Regions from separate parts of the Mus musculus genome. Here regions 1 and 3 are each linked to region 2. A link is a loop called in an ENCODE intact Hi-C map of the cell type or tissue named here. Cell type or tissue: heart. All regions are shown on one strand.

The links. Peaks named below come from ENCODE experiments on the same cell type or tissue, not always from the same donor. Only the 100,000 strongest peaks of a DNase experiment are listed, where the experiment ranks them.
Region 1: it touches region 2 in a loop (2.5-fold over the local background); 14 of 42 quality-filtered maps call a loop at or near these places.
Region 3: a loop joins it to region 2, with 2.8 times the contacts of the local background. A loop is called at or near these places in 2 of 42 quality-filtered maps.

What each region holds. Positions count from the first base shown.
Region 1 is chr4:101,168,555-101,176,554 of GRCm38, forward strand. Jak1 (Janus kinase 1) reads right to left here. Exons shown (of 25, transcript NM_146145.2): 9 at 6,520-6,677; 10 at 5,532-5,655; 11 at 2,681-2,867. Among named protein-coding and RNA genes, the nearest start is that of Gm24468, 14 kb to the right of the region's middle. In heart, no CTCF peak of the experiment used is centred here; DNase peaks (open chromatin) are centred at 4,397 and 7,717.
Region 2 is chr4:101,260,316-101,268,315 of GRCm38, forward strand. Jak1 (Janus kinase 1) reads right to left here and starts at 4,967. Exons shown (of 25, transcript NM_146145.2): 1 at 4,727-4,967. In heart, no CTCF peak of the experiment used is centred here; a DNase peak (open chromatin) is centred at 4,986; H3K4me3 peaks cover 1,896 bases; H3K27ac peaks cover 1,322 bases.
Region 3 is chr4:101,638,296-101,646,295 of GRCm38, forward strand. It overlaps Dnajc6 (DnaJ heat shock protein family (Hsp40) member C6), which reads left to right. Exons shown (of 19, transcript NM_001164583.1): 18 at 971-1,147; 19 at 2,177-4,504. The coding sequence ends at 2,278. Among named protein-coding and RNA genes, the nearest start is that of Leprot, 5.5 kb to the right of the region's middle. In heart, a CTCF peak has its summit at 4,680 (motif pointing left); no DNase peak of the experiment used is centred here.

The DNA of each region.
Region 1 (8,000 bases), 92 kb before region 2:
TCTACAAGGAGCAACTAAGTGGAAATCAGCATCACACCTGCCCATCCTGAGGAGGCCCCAGGGAATAGGTACTGACACATGTTCAGTGGTGTGTGGGCCTGAGTGCTGGGCCTGACCAAGGGCTTACTTATCTATCATATGCTTCTGTCTGGCTTCCTGGCTTTTCCCTGCCTTTTCTCTATTCCACAAAGCGATGTATACTGCAGTGTAAAACCTAGATCAGAGTATCTGGCTCTGGGAACCCTAGTTACAAGTGCAGAGAAATTGAGCAACCTGTAACGACACTCTTTGTGTTACACATTCCTGATTTTAGCTCTTCTCTAATTTGCAGGTTCTGAGAACTAATACGAGGACGATCCACACTGGGCTCCTCAGCTTTCTCTCCCTCCCCTCAGATGAGATACCCTGTGTCCCAGAGATAGCTGACCACAGTACCTATTCCTATGCAAAGCATATGAAGATGGAATGGGGAGGACATATCAGTGTATTCAGGTCAGACAGGGTGTTCAAATCTCCAATCTTTGTTCACTTGGAGTCTTGGCCAAGCATCCTGAATTCTTCTGATAATTAAATGGTCTACAACATGGAAGGCCTTCAAACAGGCAGACCAAACACTCACTAAGATGTCAGTAGCCATTGTTATTATTCACTGTCACTACTATACTACTGCTGATGCCATCAGCTGTGAAGCCTTGAGCAATTCACTGAATATCCCTGAAACCAACTTCCTATGTGGAAAAAAAAAAAACAATAAACAATAAGATAGTCACTACACTACTTTGAAAGTAGTAGGTACTGCTACAGTGGAAGCTGCTCAAATATTATCACCCAATGGGACAGTCCTGCACAAGATCTGGTGTGCATTCTAGGCTTCCCATGAATCACAGAGCAGTGAGTGAAAACTCAGACCTTCAGAGTTCTAAAGCAAGTGAGAAAAGTAGACAGAAGGCACTCTCAGTGCTCCGTTTCAGAAGAGCCTCGGGAAAAGCCACCCAAGTATTCAACGCTGTTCCCCCACTCTTCCCTCCAAAGCTACTGGCTTCCAGTCTCTGCTGTTAGAGGTGGTAGCTACATCAGAGGTCTGTATCAGCAACCTTCAAGTAAAGCACATCCTAGCCCCTGGCCTTCTCAATTCCGTGGATGCTGTCTTCTCCCGGGGACCATGATCCCTAGGGAAGTTAGATCTTCTTTTAACACCAGAAGGGAGGTCATGTAAAAAATAAGACCATTGGGCTTTAAAGCCCTAAGGAGCTCTGAGGTTTCATGGCCAAGAGGCAGGTGTGTTTTCGCCCTTTGTGGCACACTGGCTAGCATGAAAACAAAGGCTGCAGTTACTCTGAGGCTGGCAGGTAACCCTATCTGATCAACAAGAACACAACCTTCCTCTTTCACCAAATTCAGGAACTTGCCTTTTGCTGAGACTAAAATATAATTCACACATTGTAAACTCAAAGCCCTGGGCTAGAAGTGTAGCTCAGCAGAAACACTTGGGTAAACACTTGACTTATGTGCATGAGGCCCTGGATTTAATCACTAGTACTTCTAGAAAACCCAAGCCCTTTCTACCTGTTCCTTACTCAAAGGTAATCCCTTAAAGAACAATATAGTCTCAAAGGGCCTGCTCCAAGGCTAGTGTCAAGAGCTTGTGTGCTGCCTTCTCTTCAAGGTCTTAAGACTTCCAAGGACAGATCCAGCAAAGGCAAGACAGCATGTTGGGGTGCAGAAACAAAAACTCCAATATATGAGGATCCAGTATCTGGGGTGAGACCTGACCCCAAGTTACCGTACTTTCCATGAGACTAATTTCATTCTGTGAGAGGAGGCCTCTGGCCAGGTAACCCCCAAAGCATCCTTTCACACTCACATTCTGAGGCAAGGAGTCTACCTCATGGACATTAGCCATGCTTCTTTCAGAGCTTAACCAAAACCAGGTGAGTCCCTGGGCCCTTGCCTGGGTTTTAGTTCCTGCTCCTTCTATAGCCCTCTGACTGCAGGAGAAGGCTGCAGTCCCTTGGTATGGCAGCCAATCTGTTCTCCTCAGTTCCATTTCTCCTGTCCTTCTCTACTTCACAGTGGTCCTCTTGAAGCTCCCTACAGCTCCTGCCCTGGCCTACCACACTGGTCCTGCATCAGCTCTACTGGGCAGGCCTTTGCCAAACTGGCACCTCCCTCTCATAACCCAACACTACGCTCAACATCTGCTCAGGACTCAGAGATTTGGACTGTTTCTCTCTCTTTTCACCCTAGGGTATGTTATCTATCACCCATCAACTACTGAGGTGGTCTCAGTGATCTACACACCCTCAGTGACCAGGGCCTGGGACTTCCCACTGTTATAACACAGTTCCTTAGCCCTCAGATGTGCCAGAAACATACATAAACCAAACTGAGTTGTCAAGCCACTTTACTCAAAGAACAAAGAAATCTGTGCTTATTAATCCTGAGCAGACTCTTCTGCAGTCTCACTGGGGCACTGAGGAGAGGTGTATGTTATACAGACAACACTGGCACTAGAGATGAGATGTGACATGGGGACAGACCTGAGACAGAGCTTAGAGAAAAACACCTAGGACTACAGTTTCTTGAACTCAGATAGCATCCTTTGGCCCACATGGGTAAAGCATCACAACTGGCAAAGGACAACCCAGAGGAACACAGCTTGGCTCTAACAGAGACAAACCTCGAGGCTTAGGCTGACAGCATCGTTTCAGCACAAAGCTTATGTTGTCCGTGCGCAGGATCTGCTTCTTGAGGTGGTTCATGAGGTCTCGCAGGCTGGGAAAGTGGTCCATAGAGCCATGCAGGCTGTAGCGGCCCTTCTGTACCTCAATCTGAAAGTTCTTGAACTGCTTCTGGCCACCCAATACCTGCCATCCACAAAAACAACCATGTTTACAATGGGATCAGGCAATGTAATATTAGGGGTCACTGAGCAAGAAGGTGTAGAAACTGTATGTCTAAAAATATCCCCCAATAAACTTCATCAACAAGCCAACCAAGCAGTAAGTCAATAATGAAATAGTACCCGGAAAGTAAAAAGGGGCCAGCACGTCACATATGGAGAGCTTACAGCTACAGAAAGGTCATCTGCGTTTTGACCTGTGAGATGAAGGTCGTGAAAAAATGTCACAGGATTGTTGCAAAAGTCATAGGACTTTTGTTTAAAGAAAAAAACCAAAACCTTCACACATTTTAGAATGATCAATTATTGAAAACTGAACCCTAAATGGGTATCTATATCACCTCCTCTTGTAGAACAAGGTAGAAGAAGGGCAAAAAGAATGTGCGAAGGAGGAAGGGGTGGAGTGTTAGAGAGCCTTTTCCTGGCACACCACGGCTCCTGCACTCTTGAACTCTCAGTGATTGTGATATCAGGATAAGACTGGGCCGGTTAACATTTTATCATGGAGGGGAGGAAGGGATTAGGAGGCTTCCATCCCTCCTGATGAGGTTAATACAGTTAATAGCTGCTGGGGGAGGAAGAGACATTGTCTTTAGTGGTATAGCTGCTAGGATGGATCTTGTGTTCCTATGAGCAATCCTAATTAAAATCATTTGGTCATCAAAAAAAAAAAAAAAAAAAAAAAGACATGACAACGGAAGAAGGACTTTCTGAGAAGAGACTGGCAGGAGTTAGAGTGGGCAAGGATCATGGGGGTTGAATAAGGATCATATTACATATATATATATATATATATATATATATACACACACACATACATACATATACCCACACATGAATGAAAATATAATAAACCCATTATTATGTATAATTAATATATGATATTTTTATAAGAAAAAAACCATTAGTACTTTATAAAGATTAACCAGTGTATGTATGAAATAAGAACTGTGAAGGTTAAATTCACTCGGAACTCTTTCAGAGTGAGCCCTCACACACTATGAACCAGCCCAAGGAGAAGCACACACACTGGGAGCTGGGAGCTGGGAGCTGGGAGCTGGCTGTCCATCCAGGCCATAATTCCAGCACCACAAAAACCTGTCCGAGAAGCTTTCTTCCATGGCTCTTCTTATACAAAGAAAAAAAATATAAAGAGTGAGAGCCAGAAAGATGTCTTTATAGTAAAAACTGGGACATGACATTTAAGACATCCGTGTCCACAAGGTTAATGCATCCTACAAACCCAGACAATGGAACAGCACCACCTCTATCATATGGCCTCTGTAAGTTCTCTTTAGCTGCATGTACAATCAACAATCCTCTTTGTGACTGTCCTTTCCCCAGGCAACCTGACTGACTAGGATGTTGCTCTGAGTCTACCTCAGAAGGCGGGGCTACCTTACAGCCATGCATACTAATAAACTTCCTCCAAAGACTGACCAGTAAGTGAAAACAGGAAGCCACCAAGCCCAAGGCAGCCCTGAGGTCTGGCTGTTCAGGAACACTCCTGGAACTTTACCCAGTACATCTGGCAGCACTGGGTTCCTTATGTGACTTCCTCCTTCCACTTTGACAGAGCCCAGTCCTCGGGGCTCTCTTAACACTTGTCTCCTGTGTCTGATGCTTTGCCTCCATCAACAGGTTCTTTCAACTCAGTTTTCCAGTCTGGGTGAGTCTCACTATTGCTGGTAGATTTAATGTAGACTAACATAAAACTCACCACCCTCACTGGACCTGGTGGAACATTCCTTCAACCTTAGCACTCAAGAGGCAGAGGCCACTGATCTCTGTGAGCACAAGGCCAACTTAGTCTACATTATGAGATCAGGGACAGCCAGAGCTACACAGAGAAATCCTGTCTCAAAACAAACAAACAAACAAACAAACACACCAAGAAAAGCCCAACCCCACAACAAACAAAACCTCACCCTCGACATCTTCTAAAATTCTCTAAAACCTTTTAAGCATTCTAAAATGTTGCGTGAATAGAAAAGGCACTGCAGGGACCATGAATCAGCAATCGTTTGGAGCTGCATCTGGCTGTTTATGCAGCAGACACTTTGGGAAAGCAATTTATGTTAAAATGCCCAAAGCTGTTGCTGGGGGAAACAGGCCATGTTGACGAGGTGGCTCTTTGACATTAGCCTACACCAGAGAATGCCACAGGCAAACACAGTTCTAGGTTTGATGATTCTGCCACTGGCTATAGAGTAAGTCACTCTAGATAATTAAGCTAAAGTTCACATGTGCCTGATGGAATGGCGGTTTTCTGGTCACATTCTACCTTCTAAGGTTACAGTCCTTCTCCGGAGAGAAAAGAGAAGAGAAGGGAAGGAGGAAGAAAAGGAGAAGAGGGAAGGAAGGAGGGGAGAGGAAAGAAGAGGAGGAAGAAAAGGAGGAAGGGCGACAGGGAGGGAAGGAAGGAGGGAGGGAGGGAGGACCAGACATAGGAAGAATACAGAGTCGTGCTATTGAGTGTCCTATCAGGTAGGATATTCTTTCCAGACTACCAGAGACTTGCTCAGAGAGAGACCCTGGTGTTCCTTTCTCCCACAGTTCCTGGGCTGGGTGGTAGTGAACAGATACCTTGTAGCTGCATCCCCTGGCCCACATCTATGTCCCCACTGACCTCAGACTTTTCAAAGCAGGTGACAGTCATAAGAATGTTGTCAAAGTCGGTGCAGCTCCACCTCAGCACGTACATCCCCTCTTCACTCCCTTCCTGCCGCAGCTTATTGATGGCATATTCTGTGCTGGAGAGAGAAGTAGGCAAGGACAGAGGCTCAAACCATAGAACACAAGCTGCCAGGGACACCCAGCCACACCCTGTCACCTGCCTGGCTCCTAAGGTCCTCTCTGGCGTGGTATGAAGCACGTGGTGAGAAGGAGTTTGAGACATCCAGAGCTTCCAATTTCTAGGAAAAAAACTCACCTACTGCACCCAACACACAGAGGTCTGCTTTACTGTCACAAAATCTACAAAGACATGTCTCCACATCTTACCATAAAGTGTACCTTAATACTAGGAAGTAAGAGTAGCTAAGGATTGAGTGGAGTCCCACACTTGGCCCGTTGGGGCAGTTGGGTTCACTTCCTTCACTGCGAGCTTAATTGATGACAAGCAGAATAAATACCTCAGTGGTGAGTAAAAGAGTATTAGAGAACACACTTTATGTTCCTCTGTATTCCCAAATGCAGTGAGTCTTGATGCCCAAAGGGCACAGAGCATGATGGGTAGAAGGGGGCTAAACCTGTCACGTGGAATACAGATGAGGACCATTCTTAAGATTTAAAGATCTGCATTCCTGTCTCCCTTCAAGTGCTCAGTATTGGACAGAGTAGGAGTTGGCTTTGGAGAAGTGAAGGGGTTAATCTATGAGAAGCAGAGATCAAATTAAGGGAGTAGTTGAGGCATGCTCTAAGAGCCATGGCAGGAAATGACAGGAAGGGCTGGTGGGGGCTCAAGTAGCATACTTCACAAAGAAGACAGCCTCCAAGTGTATGGCCACTCACCCCACCCTCAACAACTGGCCACATGCAGAGCTAAGGGGACTTTCTACCTCTAAAACCTGGGCTCTTTTCACACCAAAGGTAATTGAGAAAATTCTGGAACCAACCAGATTGGACCGTGGCAGCCGTTCTGTATATTGTGGACAATCAGTGGGGGAGCCACATCAGTACAGAGGTAATGGTGGGCATCTGCAGTGAGCCGGAAGTAGCCATCCACCAGGGACACAAAGGACAAGGCTTCCTCTCGAGAAGAGAGCTTGAGTTCCTGGTGAGAGAAAACACACCACAATTACTTCACTCCACTGGCTGGCATCGACCTTCAGATACCTTTGAAAAGCAAATTTCAAATGCTCTAGAGCAGGGGGGTGGCGGGCTGAATCAGACCCCACCTGGCATACAAGCACCTTGGTTTCTTGATAGCAGAAGCCTGAGAAGTGTGTGAGAGATGGAGAGATCAAAGCAAGACTTGGTAACACGCTGGCATCCTGCTTTCATGAAAGACCAGTAGCCAAGTACTACCTGCTCAAAGGGCGGATCTATAGAGAGGCACAGTGTGAACCGCAGGCTCTGTAACCAGCCTCTTCAAGTTCACAGCATCCCCACCTGCTACCAGGCTCAAACATATTCAACTCGATGTTTTATAGGTCAAAATGGGCAACTACTGGCAATTTCAAATTGTTTAACCAACAATTTGTGTCTTTAACAGGTCACTTAACCTCTGTGCCTCTGTAAAATAGGGATGACCTCTGCCACCACCGAGTTAACATGGTAATTAAACAGCTGACACCTGGAAAGTTGTTAAGAGTAGCCTTCTATTTTATACCCAGGTTGTTTGTAGTACTTTGACTGCAAATGCTGTTGAAATAAACCCCTTTTGTTGGTTTGTTTTTTGGTTTTTCAAGACAGGATTTCTTCATGTAGCCCTGGCTATCCTGGAACTTACTCTATAGTCCAGGCTGGCTTTGAACTCAGAGACCTGACATGAATACTCTTATTCATAAGCCACTGTCTGTACCTCATAGTTTCCGGAAAACATGTTCACTGGGTTCCTAAATGGAACCCACAGAAATATTTTCAAGATTTTTGCCATAGGCTGTCAAACTGATTTCTAGGAGGTTGTCAGAAAGGCAGCCTCTGCACAGGGGAGAGTGGCCCTCTGTGCTGCCTCACTGGGCTCTCCCCTTGCGCTGTGCATTATCTTTCTGTCATTGTTTTAAGCAAAACAAGATTTCCCTGGTGCTGATGGCCTTCACTTTGTAGGCATGGCTGTCACACTAGCCTGGCCTCAACACGTGTTATCAGGGGTGACTTCCCACGACAAAAACATGTTTACTTGGAAGAGTTACCACTTTCCCTGCCAAGCTGGCCTGCTTGTCTAAGCTGTGTCCTCAAGTGATACCAGAAAAGACAAAGCGAGATAACACCCTCTCTGCTGTCCTCGAGCCCCTGGGTGAGCCTGACACCACTGGGGCTGCTCTGTGGCCTACTCATGAGCCCAGTGCGACTTCCTTCTACCCAGCTCAGCAGGCACACCTCTGTGGGCTCCATCTTTTCCTTTTAAGATCAGAGGTTAAGTTATGGTTAACAG
Region 2 (8,000 bases):
AGGGGAGGGAGTCCTATGTACTTCACTCCACTTATTCACTCTATGACTATTACTAGTAAGCAGACAATCAATACTTACTGATTAATAACTGGATAAACAAAACATCATGTGAATACACTTGTTAAGTAAACCAGTTATCTAGATTTAAAATATCTCAACAAGTGTCAGCTGTCTTCTGACCAGAGTACCCTTAAATGAATTTTCTGTTAGTTCCTATCTCTAACCCCAGCATTTGGGAGGTTTAAAGCAGGAAGATCGCAAGTTTGAGGCCACAAGGTGAGTTCCAGACCACCCCGGGCTAGAGGAAGACCCAGTCTCAAAACAACAATGAAGGTTTCCTTCTTTTGTTACTAATGTGCATCTTGCCTTGGGAGGAAGGGATCTACTCAGAGCACTGAGGAATGATGTGCTGGGACCAGCTGTGAAGACCCACACATCAGAAGACAAAGTGGAGACAACACAAAAGGGAACTTAAGGTTTGATCCTTTCCAATTGCCTCAAATGGCAAAAGAGTGCATGTCCCTCAAAGGCAAGAAGAGCATTCACAGGAGTTCTTCTCCTTCCTCTGAAACACCGGCATTTCAGCACGGCAGCTCTTTCTAACCGTGTTACCAGGAAGGTTTTGAGACCGGAAGCTAGAGTGGCATATCTCTCTGAGGACAAGAAGAGTAAAGCAGAGGAAGTGGCAATCGAAGGGCTGAAGACAAAGCTTGGCACAAATACATTAGCACCAATGAGTCAATGTCCTTGTACCTTGCATTACACAGGAAAAAAATCTCTCACTATCTCTCCCAGAGGCTGATGCCAAACTCCAGAATCCAAGCGCTCCTCCTACCCCAGCCTCCCAAGAACTTGGAGGACAGATGCGTACCACATACATCTAGCATGGTCCGAATTCTTGAAAAGGGGGAATAAAGGGCACAAAGAATGAAGCAGCACTACCCTCACCCACTCCAGCACCAACAGCTCCCTTCTATGGTAAGCCTTCTTCCAATATCCACCACACTCAAAGGAAACATGGGAAAGGCAATACAGAGCACAGAGGATTTTTTCTCCTCCTGTACTTAACTACTTCCTTACATTTTCCAATTTTTCTACAGTGAGTTTCTTCCTTGTCGTGTGAAAATAATCTTTGTGATTAAAAGAGGGGGAACTAAAAAATCTACCCAGAGAACTAGGCATACTAAATCAATCCCCTCCTCCCCGCTGTTGTCCCCCCTCACATAAACACACACACACACACACACACACACACACACACACACACAGAGAATCCTCAACATTAGCTCTTCCCTGCTGCTTGACATGCAGCAGATGAGCTTAGCCTCTTCCCTGGCTTGCACTGTGTCTAACAGTTCATTCACGAAGTTTCTTCACAGCAGCTCTCGTTTGTATGTCCTTGGGTTTTCACACATCATGCTTGCATTCCTTGCCTGGCTTCTCCACCAAGACTGCATTATAAATATCTAACCTAGGTGTCTTCATTTCCTTCTAGAACAGGAAAGCCGAGGCCAAGAATGAAATCACTTGCCACAACATGCACCCCGGTATCTCTTTTCTCACCTGGCACCCCTAAGCATCATCTCTCCTTTTGAGCACTAGTGGCATTTTGACCCAGGTCATACTTCGCTATAGGAAGGGCTGTCCTGTGCATTACTGAGTGTTTAACAATACATCTAGCCTCTACCCACTAGATACCACCTTCCCCAACAAGGTGTACCCTCCCAAACTCCTCAGAAAATATCAATGTCTCCCTCAGCATGAAATTTTACCAAGCTGTTAACCACCAGTCTGAAAGATTCATCAAGACTTCTTCACGGCCTCTGCTCTATGGCAAGGCTCCATGTCCATTAAGCCACAGTGCATTAGAGAACATCAGAGGTTGCTTGTTCAGCTAGATTCTGCTTAAATAGCCCATTCCCTGTCCTCCTGAAATGTCCTATGTGATTTCTTTTTTAATGATTTATTTTTTATTTTGTGTGCACTGGTGTTTTTGCCTGCTTGTATGTCTGCGTGAGGGTGTCAGATCCCCCAGGAACTGGAGTGACAGACAGGTGTGACCACCATGTGGGGTGTTGGAAACGGAATCTGGGTCCTCTAAAGAGTTGCCAGTGCTATTAACCACTGAACCATCTCTCCAGCCTCGTAAAAATTATTTTTTTAAAAATGCTTTGTAAAAATACGCACATCTCGACAGGCAATGGTGGCACACGCCTTTAATCCCAGCACTTGGGAGGCAGAGGCAGGCAGATTTGTGAGTTCAAGGCCAGCCTGGTCAGCCAGGACTGCCAGGGCTACACAGAGAAACCCTGTCTTGAAAAAAATATGTGTGTGTGTGTGTGTGTGTGTGTGTGTGTGTGTGTGTGTGTGTGTGTGTGTGTATACATCTCAGACAGTAAATCTAGCAGTGTATCATCTCACTAAATTATACTAAGGATATAGAGAATATGTGTCCTCAGTGGGAAAAAAGAAAGCACAGAAAGTCTGGCAGCTAGAAAACACAGATCCTGTCTGACCTTTGCTCAGCTGTAAATTGTTTTCGATTAGTACAATTATTTATAGTGTTCTCTGTATAAAAATGAGTTTAAATCTACATATATTCTACGTAGTTGCTTCATTTGTATTTCTCTACAAATATATGTGTTACTTAAATTATTCAGAATAAACAGAATGATGTCTTCAGACAACATTAAAATCTGTAGCTGGTAATGTGCTGTTGAAATCAGTCAGTCTTCTTTCGAATCACTACCGTTCATAAAGTCAAACCTCTCCAAACTGGCAGACCTCACAGTCCTTTTTAAAAGCCCTGAGGTTAAGTTCCCTTGTGTAATTTAAGGCAAGCACATTCCCGTAAAAGCAACCCTATCCTCAAAACTCCATATTTTTCACTAGCTTTTTATAGCAGGTGTCCGAATTAAAGTATTTTTACAGCCTAACTCCTCCTAGCACCTTAAATCTGTAAAGGGTGGCTACCAAGTGGCCAGAAAGATAATGATCTTCTGGGTAAGACAGACTGATACTAACACCTGCCTAAATTACAACAAAATAGAATATGTTAGGAAATGTATTTGCTATTGTACCAATACCTAATTTATTCTCTTTCTAACATCTTTTCCCAAAGCCAGTAAATTGTGTGCTGTGAAATGGGACTGAAACAGAACTAGCTGTATTCACTGTAAAGGATAACAAAAAAAATCTAAGCAACTCCCTCCCCTAAAAAGTACAGCAGTGTAGACAAACTGAAATACAGTTCAAGTTAATATGATACTAGAATTAAGTTATGATTACTATTTGTAATGTTCACACTCCCTCTAGGATGATGTATCTGTTTCTTTCTACATGATCTCAATCCATACAGAAGAGGCATTTATTCCATTTTATAAAGCATGTTATACCAGAACTGTCTAAATGCTGGCCTGCAGTCTCCATTAACCTTCACCATGATGCACAAGAGAACAAACCGATCACTCAATAAAAAAGTATCCCCTAGATGTTGGAAAACTGAAGCCAGGGATGAAATGACTTTGCACACAGGGCCCCAAGTCTAATTTTTTACCTGGTAACCACACATGATCTCTCAACTTGGGTACTACTGACTGACATTTTGAACAAGATCATAGTTGCTCCACATAGCCCCAAATTCCAGTACTTGGAAAACATCAGAGTCCCCACAAGCAAAAGCAATAGGCAACACAAAATGTGGTTTTTAGAAAGGGAAGGTATAAAAATTTAATCAATGCAAAATGTTCATTTAAAAAGAAAAAGAAAAAAGTTTTTTACACCACCCGTAACTCAAACATTTTCTTTTTAAACGGGGAAGGCAACACCCAAAGACTAGATAATTTTATCTGTCTCAGCATTCTACTTATTTAACGGCCCAAGTTTTTAATGCCTTCTTCCCTGAAAGAAGTAAAGGTAATTTTATACTACCGTAAATACCTGCGACTGAGCTCTATGACTGGGGAGGAATTTTAATAGCATGGATACTGATGTATCCAAGCAGAGGCAGAAGACAGGTCACAGCCATGAATTAAGACTATTAGGGCCCAGTCCTAGTTCCCGAGAAATCACAGAGGATACACCTCCGAAGGGGGCACACAGGCACCAGGAGATAACCACACCTCTGGTCTAGTCTCCCTAAAGAACTCCCTTCATAAACACTCATCATCCTAGGAGCCTGGGAGTGTCTCCAGAGGGGTGCCTACTGCTTCTGAGTCGACGGGGGCGTTCGTTCGCGCGGAACCGGAGCCAGGAGTTGGGGAGCCACAGACACTGGTCCCAGTTTCGATGAATCGGGTCCCTTCGGGTAGGACCTATAGTCGTCTCTCCCCATTCCCTTCACCCATGGCCCTCCATCATGCTACATTCCGGCAAGCTGCGGTTCGGAGTTCCCGGGGCGCGCCCCCACGCAGACCCAAACCCCAAAAGTCCCCCACCCCCGCAAGAGCTGACCAGGGGTGAACGCGGGCCACGACCCTCGGCGAGTCCTGCGGTCCGGGCTGTTGCGGCGCCAGAGGCCGTCGGCGCGCAGGCCGCGGGGCCATAAACAGGATGTCGGCGGAGCGGGCCGCTGTTAGCGGAGCGGCCCTCCCTCGCCTCCCGGCAGCCCCGCCGCCTGGAAATCCCCGCCCCGGCCGCCCTGGCCGCTCGGCCGCCCGGCTCCGCGCCCCTCTCACGGTCCCCGAGCTGGCCACGGCGGTCTCCACCTCCCCACCGGGACACTCACCACTTCCGTGTGCGCCGGGCCGCGCGGCTCCTTGGCGCAGGGTCGATCTGGGTCAGGAGTCTGGCAGGCAACTCAGCCTGCCGTGCAGGGTCCGGCGTGGACACCCGCGGCTAAGGAGAGGCACCGAAAGGACGAGCGAGGCTGGGCGCGGACCCCGCGGCGCGTCAGCGGCTGCCGGCTACTCCGCGGCTGCGGCGGCCTGCGCTCTAAAAACGCACCGGCGCCCCGCCCCTCCAACTCTGAACGATCACGCCCCTTGTACGGCCCAGCCCCCGTGACGTCAGAAGCTGCTCCTACAATTGGACAGAGCCAAGACCCAAGACTGAGGACCTTGGAGTCCCCGCCTGCCCAGGCTCGCACTCCAGCAAGTGTCTCCGCTCGCTTCCGCTTACCAAGTAGCTTGTGAGAATTGAACTCAAACTGGACATACTGGCACACTTCTTTAATCCCAACACTCCGGGAGGCAGAGACAGGTGGATCTCTGTGAAATGACCTGTCCCCCCACCCCGCCAAAAAAAAAAGAAAAAGAAAAAAAGAAGAGAAGAGAAGAGAAGAGGGGAGGGGAGGGGAGGGGAGGGGAGGGGAGGAGAGGGGAGGGGAGGGGAAGGGAGGAGAGGAGAGGAGCGATGAAATCACTCACGCAGGGAATAAGAATTTGCCCTCTGGAGCAACCTGTGCCCTTGGAGGCATTATCCGTGCCCTGTGTGTTTACATCTGCCCCATCCCAGCCACTCTAGAAGATGGTTCTGGAAAGACTTGCCTAGCAAGAACGAAAGTCACTTTGTCAGTTGTTGCGATAAAATATTTGACAAAAGTAATTTAAGGAAAAAAGAGTTTATTACCCTGTACAGTTGGAGCGAACACAGACCATCATGATGAGAAGTCGTGATGACAGAAACTTGAGGTGGAAAGTCACATTGCGCGCATGCTCAGGAAGAAGAGAGGATGAATTCTTGTGTTAGCTTTCTCCTGGGTATTAAATCCAGGACCACAGTCCATGGAATGGTTCTGCCCACAGATAAAGTGGATCTTATCTCCATTACCCTAATCTAGATAATCCTCAAGGGCACAGCCAAGGGGATAGACTAGTCTACAGAATCCCTGCGCAAAGCAAGTCTTCTAGGAGACCCTAATCTAGGTAATGTTGAAGGGCATGGCCAAGGGGTAACCTAATCTAAACAATCCCTCACAGGTATAGCTGATCTCCTAGGTGATTCTAATAGTCAAACTGACAATACTAACCATCATGAGGACTTAACCAGAAACAAAACCTCCGGCTTCCACGAGTTTCTTCAGGCCCAGCCTCTGTTCTGTGGTGTAAGAGCTCCAAAAGGAGCAGGGGAGAGAAACAAACTATGGAAAAGAGTAATAAGAATTAACATCCATTCCTACCTAATCTGTGTCCAGTGCTTTTGAGTTTTCATTATCATAATCTTTCACAGTAGGTTTGTTCAGTCTTATCCTATCCACAAAAACAAAATAAACAAACAAAACCCTGTAGCTCTCAGGTGTCTTCCATTCTGGCATCTTAAACTTGTGGGGTGTTTGCCAGAGAAGACCTGATCAGACATGGGCTTAAGCCTTTAGAAAGACTTTCTTAGCTGACCAGCAACTACAGTGGGTGTTCAGGATCCCAGTGTAGACCGGAGTCTTTCTCAGGGTGAGCTTGTAAGCACAAGAACCATGCCCTGGGTTGACATACTTCAGTTAACAAGAACAGTTAGCCAGACGCAGAGCTACAGATGCCAAAAAGCAAGGTTAGCACACTCAGAGACTTTCCCAGAACCATGGCCTTTGATGGATTGGGCCTTTGTTTTCATTTTTAGCAGGTGGTAGTGTCTACGTGGTGAGTTTTATACCCTGAATAGCACTTCCATCATGGAGTCCGTTGTGCTAAGGTCTAGGGCCCTGTTACAAACCTGTGGTTTTTTTCATGATTTAGTGTGGGGTGCTCACAAAATTGTCATTAAGTAAAAGGTTTCTAAAATGTGTAACAACCCGAAGATAATTTAAAAATCAAACATAATGAATCTGAGGTATTTCTAGCCATGCCTGCCCATTGTGTCCAACTATGTCATTGCAGCCTTGGTTCTGAACACACACTTGGACCTGTAAGGACTGTCACAACACACACTGCCAGCAAGCAACACCTGAAGCACTTTGGCTCAGATGCACCTGTTATGAATTGTACTGTCTGTGTGTCTGTCTGTCTGTCTCTCTATTACTATATATAGAAAGCTTGCTGTTCTTATAAAAACATTTGTTATGACGAAGACTTTCAGTAATATTTCTCCCCTTGTTGCACACCATGCATCCAACTGCATATGTTTGGATTGAATTCTGTTAAAATGATTTCTTAAATTTGCTGCTTACAGGCTGCTGGGATGGCAAGATTATCACCAGGCCTGACAATCTGGCTTAATCCCCAGAACCCACATCATGAACCAAAAGATCTGACCACCAAAAGTTGTCTTTTAACCTCCACATGTGTGACATTACACATGACTGCCCCCACCCACAAATAAATAAATGTTAAAATTAAATTAAATAAAAAATAAAAGTCCTGTTTCAGTTGCTCAAGTTTCACACACAGAAACCAAAGTTTATCTTGCTTTGAATTTCAATTAGGACAGGATTCCCAGCAATTTCTGAAATGACATAAACATACTTCTGTGACCTTGTGATATCAGTGCAAAGAGGGGTCCTTAGCACCAGTGGTGACACAGACAAACATCAGTCAACTCTGAAAGACATCGAAGGTGCTCCGAGTTTACAGCATCAAATATTCAGCTATTTAATTTGTTGTTTAAAAACAAGCAAGCACATCTGTTCTGATAAGTGTTTGTCAGCGTGATGCGAACTTCAGTAATCTACGAAGAAAGAACCTCAGTTGAGAAAACGCCGCCACCAGATTAGCCTGTAGGCAAGGGTGTGAAGCATTTTCTTGGTTGATGATTGATGCGAGGGGACCAGCCCTCTGTAGGCAAGACCCCTGTGCAGGTGGTCCTGGAAGTTATAAGAAAGCAGACTGAGGAAGCCATGAGGAGCAAGACAGTAAACAGTGCTCCTCAGTGTTCTCTGGTTCATTTCCTGCCTCTAGGTTCCTGCCTTGACTCTCCTCTGTAATGGATCCTAATCTGTAAGCTAAAATAACCGTTGCTCCCTCAAGTTGTCTTTAGTCAACGTTTTATCATAGCAAAGAAAACATCAGTTTGATTAGTGAGAAAACTCACTTTTTAAATAAATGATAAAATTATATATGTGTGTGTATAAA
Region 3 (8,000 bases), 380 kb after region 2:
TTAGCCTGAAGGCAGAGGGTGGCTCTGAAGGTGAATGGCATGAGGACACAGATGAGGTACATAAAGATCAAACTGGCATATGACTTATGGCATGACATACAGCTCTGGAGCAGTAGCTGAGAGCTTAGATCTGATCCACAAGCATGAGGTAGCGAAGGAATGATATAGGTTAAAAGACCTTAAAACTCACCCCACCTTCTCTAACAAAGCCACAATTCCTAACCCTTCCCAACCATTTCCACCAACTGGAGACCAAGAACTCAAATATACGAGACTATGGGAGCCAGTCTCACTCCAACCACTACAGCTTCCATTTAATCACATATTTTCTTTATAAGATGGAGGTTGTTAGTTTGAATCAATGATATAAGGGATCAATTTATTTAATAAACCTTTCGAGCTCTACTCGGTGCCAGGTCTGTTTGGCTACTAAGATAAAGTGATAAGAAGCAGTCCAAGAAACTCTTCTTTCCCATCAATAGCTCCAAGTATTGACGGGAAAAGGTGAACACACATACTCAATAATGAGTGACATATATGGCACGTTTATAGTAGGGTAGGCCCTATTTTTTCCCCTTTGTGGTAGGAGTCAAACCTAGGGCAGGTAAGTATACCACTGAGCTATATCCTAGCACAACTTTGGCCTACATGAAAGGAATATTTAGTGGCTGGAGCAAAGTAGATCCAGGTGTGACCTCATGAAGCTCGTGCTAGGAGTGTATAATTAGCTGTATGAAGGCAGGGAGAAATGAGCTCAAACCACAGAGGTGAACTCTGAAGTTCATGATCAGTTTTTGAACAGTGATGCAGACTAGAAGGACGAGGGGGAAGGTGGGCTTGTGTTCCAGCTAGAGGGGCCTGCTTGCGCAGTTTCCTAGCAACAGTAGCGGTAAACAGTATAGATCTTCAGAGTCCTGGTAGGCAGAAAGCATTTGAGGGTCTTAACCTTTTTGGTTTTTCCTGTTTGCAGATCCTGGAGTGGATAGAGGGCAAAGAGAGAAACATCAGAGCTCTGCTTTCCACAATGCACACCGTGCTGTGGGCTGGGGAGACCAAATGGAAACCCGTGGGCATGGCGGATCTGGTGACGCCGGAGCAAGTGAAGAAGGTGTACAGGAGGGCTGTGCTAGTGGTGCACCCTGACAAGGTGGGTAGCACCTGCCCTGTCGTAGACTTGCCCGGTCCCTGTTTCAGTGTTCACAAGTATAGGATAAAAAGGCATGCTTTCAATTTGCTGATTGACTAAGAAATTTATTTGACAAAACTTACTCTGTGGGTTACTTAAATCAAGTATTTAAACAAATAGTCACAAGGCATGAGGTTGTCAGGAAGCAGTCAAAGCATCCTTCACAAACAATAGGACAAACATTTTATTCACTATGGAGGCTGAGCACTTCAAAGGAAAAGGCTATTGTCCCAGTGGAGGGCGGAATTGTGTCTACCCAAGAGACACCTTAGGGTATGTTTGGAAAAAAGATATTGGTGAGGAGCAATAAGATGTTTAAAATGTCAGTGTGTGTTGCCATCACTGCTCATGGTTTGAGTAAATTACAAGAGCTCAGAAGAGCTCCACAGATCAGAACTTGAGCTCCCACCTGGCCAAGTTCATTGCAGTTTGCAGCCGCACGTCAGACTGAAGTACACCACTCTGCTCTCATTGAGCCGTAGCAGATATGAGACATGAAGTCATGATTGCAGTGCCTTTGGGGAACGCGTGTCTGAAATCCATGTTTGATGTCCATCCCTCCACGCTCCTTATGACTAAATAGGATAATTAATGGGAAATGTTAATTCATGAACTTTAATCAGTCATAAGAGAAGTAAGAGCCCACAGAAACTGGCAAACTGCCCTACTAGAAGGAGTCTCAAAGACCTACACTTTATAGGGATTGGAAAGGGGGAGTTTTGAAACACAGTCAAACAAAGACATCCCTATCATTAACCATGAGATGTGTCTTCTACTGCCTAACAAGCTCCCACTTTTCTTCTTATTGATGGGTTTCTGTTATCCTCTGTGAGCTTTCTGTAGTGCGCAGTAATTAATCTCATGTAGATAGACTGTAAAAAGAGATGTCTTAATGAAAGAACATTTTAATTGCCATTCACAAACTCAGTGAATTTAATATTAGTTTAATTTTGGTCTGTGGTATCTAATTGTGTTTTGTGTTTTCTTTAGGCAACTGGGCAACCCTATGAACAATACGCAAAGATGATTTTCATGGAGCTAAATGATGCCTGGTCTGAATTTGAAAACCAAGGCCAAAAGCCCTTGTATTAATTTGTGAGCTTTTCTATGCTGGCTGCAGTCCTGTGATAATGCTTAGTGTGTACCACAGTTCTGAGATTTTCACAGATGAACCAAAAATTCTAGTAATGTATTTCCAATACTAAACTGTTAATTTCCTCGTGAATTCACTTCTCATGATAAGGAATGTGAACGTTTGGTTTCTTGAAGTCCATAGCACCAAGAGGAACTCTAGTGAGCTGACCTTGCAGAGTCTTGACATTCCAGCCTGTCCTTTGGGAAGCCGACTCAGCATTTTGCCTGGGGAAATAGGACCTCGGCCACCCAAGGTGAAGGCATGACATCCATCTCACTGTCTGAGATTAAGATTTATGAGTGGACATTATGATAATGGGATTGCGTAATGGTTTTAAGGAATTGATTTAGGGATTGTGTATGTGTGGGTTTTTTGTTTTGTTTTGTTTTTAAAGATGTAATTTGAGGAATGGCTTTACACAAACTCCAAGAATATCACCAACCAAGTATTTTTTAATGGAAACTTACTGAAGCCTTTAGCTTCTTCAGTGTGTGTCCTTTGGTCAAGAGCATTAACAATTATTGAAGTGACTTAACGGTGGAAAGGGGTTATGTAGAAATTGAGGAATTACCCCTTTCTTTTCCTGGATGAGCTATAACCCAAGCACATGATAAAGAAATCAGGAGCCCTAAGATGCCAAATCTTGACTCCAGGTCAGGACATTGGGGTACCAGCTCCTTTTTCCTTTAAGTTTGCTGTTGATTGAAGAAAAACTCTTGAACGATACCACCACCATAATTCCAAACCTATTTGAAATCCCCTTCTAATTGTTGCCATGAGGCTCAGTGCTCTTTCTTTTGCTTAGCCAAGAAAACATTCTTCATGGGTGACAGTTTGCAAAGCAGCTTGGCCCATTCACACTTTGTATAGACCTGGCATTCTGGTGACTGCAAGCCAGGGGAAAAACAGAGAAGATAACACTGAGTGCTATTTAGAAGGGTTTGGTTGGGGATAGAGCTGTGGTGTGCCTTCAGATCCAATTGGATAGCTTGCCAGTTGAGGAGTCAGAGTCCCACCCACCCAGTGGATCTGGCCCCTCCCACCCCGGGATTATCTCCGCTGGGTTTGCTGTTGGATGCATGTGAAAACTATGCAAGAATGAAACTTTCCCAGACTGACATCAGCTGGTGGCAGTTCACTCCAGTGCTCAGAGCTTCCCACTTTGCAGGGGAAGCAGCTCCTACTGCTGGGACTTCGCTAGGTCTCTGGGTGAGCACATGTGCGGCATCTATTTATCTATCCATACCTGCATATGAATATGTCTAACGTGCACACACACATTCACAAAGCAGGTGGTCAAAAAGATTATCATGCTGATCTTAAAAGGTTCACATTCAATATTGTGAAAAGCTTTCAGAAGTTGTGTTTCCAAGACAATCATTTTGTTTGTTTGTTTCTGTTTTAATATTCTTGTGACAACTAAGTTGAAAAAGCAGCATGTCAGAAATAATTTTGATTCTATATAGACCTCTTCTCTTTTTTTAAATTATAAAAGTTTATTATTTATTTTACCTTTAACTGATAATGTGAAATTCTCAAAAATATGTTCTCTTTAAAATATACAGTTGTAAACTCTTCAAAGTAAACATAACAATCTAGGTGTTATTTATTAACGTATTATACAATGATGTCTGACCCAGTATGTGCTTGTCCTATTTAAGATTGGAATGTGAGACATGTTGCTGTGACCTGTTTTGTTTTGTTTTTTTGTTTGTTTTGTTTTTGCCTCATTCCATATTTGTAGATATTGTGTGAACTACAGTATATAATGACAATAATTAAGAGGATATTATGTGGCTGTCACATACATTTTGAGATGATAGAACTATATTAGCTTTGTGTCATGTTTGCATAGGTCATTAACGTTCACGGTTTAAATACCATTAAATGTTATGCGATTAGCAATGAGGAAGAACCCTTCCTTAAATCTGGGAGTTTCCCACCGCTCTTTCCCTGATGCATTATGATCCTGGACGCCTGTCTATCTCAAAACTCTTAACACGTGCAGACCAATAGGTTCTGTGTTCCTTTTAAATACCAGGTTGTGACAGTTTGTTGTTGGCCAGATCCACCATCTCATTCATATTTATTGTAATATATTTTTGTTTTGTAAATACATGAAACAAAACAAAATGTCATTGTTCTAAAATATTTGTAATGTATATTAAAAAGGATACAAAATACTTTTAGAAATATACATTATTTTTGTACCTGCGGGAGTACGAGGGGCCAGAGAGATGACGCAGTGGTTAGACGTGCACACTACTCTTGCAGAGGACCTCAGTACCCACACTGCCTGTGTCTTCAGCTGCAGAGGGCTCTGATGCCCTCTTTTGGTTTCCACAGGCACTTGCATTGACGTGCACACACCCCTCCTCTATACACATGATTAAAATAAAATAGATCTTAAACAAGCAAAGAAGCATCCCAAACCAAACAAATGAGAAATGGAGTACAATGGCAAACTTGACAGACACCCTCTAACCCGACTTGCTTTTAAAGATCGGTAAGGGGGAAGAATCTGAAAAGTGTGGAGTACATTTGCACCAAAAGGTAACCTGACAAGATTCTATGTTTATACTTTCATCTCCCAGTATCACTCATGTCTTGAGGCAGACAGACAGACAGACAGACAGACCCCACTGGTCATGTCTGATGAAAACTGTGTTGCAAAAGGACTCAGCATAGGAATCCTGTTCTTACTAGAATATGAATGTGTTTCCAACCACATGTTTGTGTGCTGAGTCAGAGAGACTGATTTACCATCGAACAGAAATGCTGGATATTTTTAAGCCTGAGGACAGAGAGAACATATGCACATTTGTAGACACACTGTTCCAGAGCATTTGAGCCACGGCTTTGCTGATGTGTCCAGACCAGTGGTTTTCAAGCTTCCTAACTCTGTGACCCTTTAATGCATTTCCTCGTGTTGTATTGATTCCTCTAACCATAAAATTATTTCATTGCTACTGTGTAGCCGTAATTTTGCTACTTTTATGAGCTGTGATATAAATATCTGATATGAAATATCTGTGGGAGCCACAACCCACAGGTTGAGAACCTCTGGTCTGGCAGCTCAGGTCAGTACTAGTGCTACTGGTGAGACCACATTGGGTAAGAAGTCAGCACAAAAGTTGAATTTCAGAGGATGTTATCCTAGTTCAAGACATTTTCCATGATGAAAACACCAGCTTATAAAATGCAGGTCAAATCAAGAGTTTTTTTTTTTTTTTTAACTATTCTAAAAATAAGCCATAAAGTTTGTGGAATGGTGATATATGTTGGTTTGAAACTAAAAGAGTAGCTATGAATACTGATTTTTTTCCTACTTAATATCTGTTATATTGACAAATACTTTAAACTCTGAGTCGTGATTTTATCATTTGTAAAATAGATTCCTTACAGGTCTTATGAGGCACCATGTGTGTAAAGTATTACCTCACAGATACTAGCCAATAACTATCAGTACTGCTAATGATAAATAAGACTAGGTGCCACACTGATGGTTTTTGAGCTGGAAATACATGGAGCCCTCAGGTTCAGAAACGGCTCCAGGAATAGGAAAGTCTGCTGGGAACACCTTATTCCTTGACACTTCTACCAGTCTCCTTGGGACGGGGTGAGATCTGGGTGTAGAAAATGACAGATGCTTGTTTCTGTTAGTGTCATAGCACAATTCTGTTTAGGATGCACTGTGACCTTAGAGCCTCCTCTGGGGCAGATGTGTGACCTTGTTGTGCCCTTACATGTGTGGCGCTGTAAGATCTGGAGTTTGAGAAGGGTATTTTCTGTGGACTAGGGGGAGGTGATACTATTTATTATAAACTTACTAATATTTGCTATATCAGGGCTCAGAAAATGACTACAAACTACAGATTCCAGAACCCAAATTTCTCCTATCTCCCTTCTTCTTTTCTTGTATCTCTCATTCTTTTCTAGGCAGATCATAGAGACTAGAATTCATCTTTGCCAAGGCAGGTCATTGAAACCACACCTTTTCCCCAAAGCCAGATGTAAAAACGAAAATCACTCCCAATCTCCTCCCTTTTGCCATAAGAGTTGGCCACCTGAAGTCCTCTCTCATTCTCTGTAGATCACAAGGTCTCTTTTCCAGGGAAGGGTCTTGTGCCATATCTGGAGGGAGCGCTGCACAGAGCAACCAAGAAGAATGAATAGACAGACCCTTTGGATTCCTCTCTTAGTCCATTACTGTTCGGCCAGTCTCTTTCTGGCCCATAATCTTTCTGTGTGGCTGCCAATGCTTCATCAAACCTAAACATAAGATTGCACAGTACACACAGACTTCTTGAGTCTTCTTCAGCCTGCAGGCTTCTGTGTCATTTCAAACTATGATCAAATAAATTTGCTATGATTTTTTTATGTTGTAACCTGCCTTTTGCTATAGTTGTATTGGCCATGAAACTTTATGAATGGTAAAGGGATCACCCCTTTTTTGTTCCCAGAGTTAATATAATCAACCCTTGGTATATGCTATAGATGAGACACTAGTAAATATGTATATTAATATGAAATCAATGAATTGCTTTGAACTCTCTTAAGATAAGGTTTTACTGTTGTTTCTCCTCACTGTCAACCCCTGCCTCCTCTGGGCATAAGATCTACTATGAGAAGAAAGCAACTGATTAATTGCATTAGTGTTTCAAGACTTGGTCTCAGCTTTCCTGTTCCGTGTCACTATTTGAGCTTGAGTTTTACCAACTGTCTTAGTTAGGGTTTTACTGCTGTGAACAGTCACCGTGACCAAGGCAAGTCTTATATAGACAACATTTAATTGGGGCTGGCTTACAGGTTCAGAGGTTCAGTCCGTTATCATCAAGGCAGCAACATGGGAGCATCCAGGCAGGCGTGGTGCAGGCAGAGCTGAGGGTTCAACTCCTTCATCTGAAGGCAGCTAGTGGAAGACTGACTTCCAAGCAGCTAGGGTGAGGGTCTTAAGCCCCCATGGTGACACAACTACTCCAACAAGGCCACACCTCGTAATAGGGTCACTCACTGGGCCAAGCATATACAAACCTTGCACCGACTGTAAAGTGGTGATAATAAAATCTAGTTCGTAGCCTTTGATACTTGAACTCAAGGAGGAAACCCTAAGATTCATCTTAAGGACTCTACTCTAGTCACAGGCAGTCAGACAGTGGCCCAGGTTAAACAGCTGAGTAACATAGGAGGGGGCTGGTCGGAGGGAGATGCAGGTTCCAGTGGCTTTTCTTCTTGTGGAAATGTGGAATTGGTGAGTAGGATGGTTTTTGGTGCAACATCTGGCACAGGAAAAGTCCACTTTCTCAGGTAAAGTACTCAGTCCAGTTGTTGTTGGCAGAAAGCAGTCGGAGAGAAACAAACAGTGTGGTTGAGGGTGGAAGGAGAGTGGGACGGTTTACATCACATAATCTCTTTATTTAAGGTGGGAAAAACCTACCTCCTCACTAACAGATCTCAGTGCTTATAAAGGAGAAGTTAAAAACACAGGTCTGGCAGAGCAATTTTCTGAGTGCTTTTATAGGCACCATAATCCCCCATTTTCACCAGGTACGTTGTCCATGATGCTGGCACATGCCTGACACTGCAGACCCTGTGTACAAGCTTCATCCTGTACACACTCTCAATGGTACAATGGCTTAACTTGTTGTAATGGTTACAATAGTATTAACAGTCTAAAGG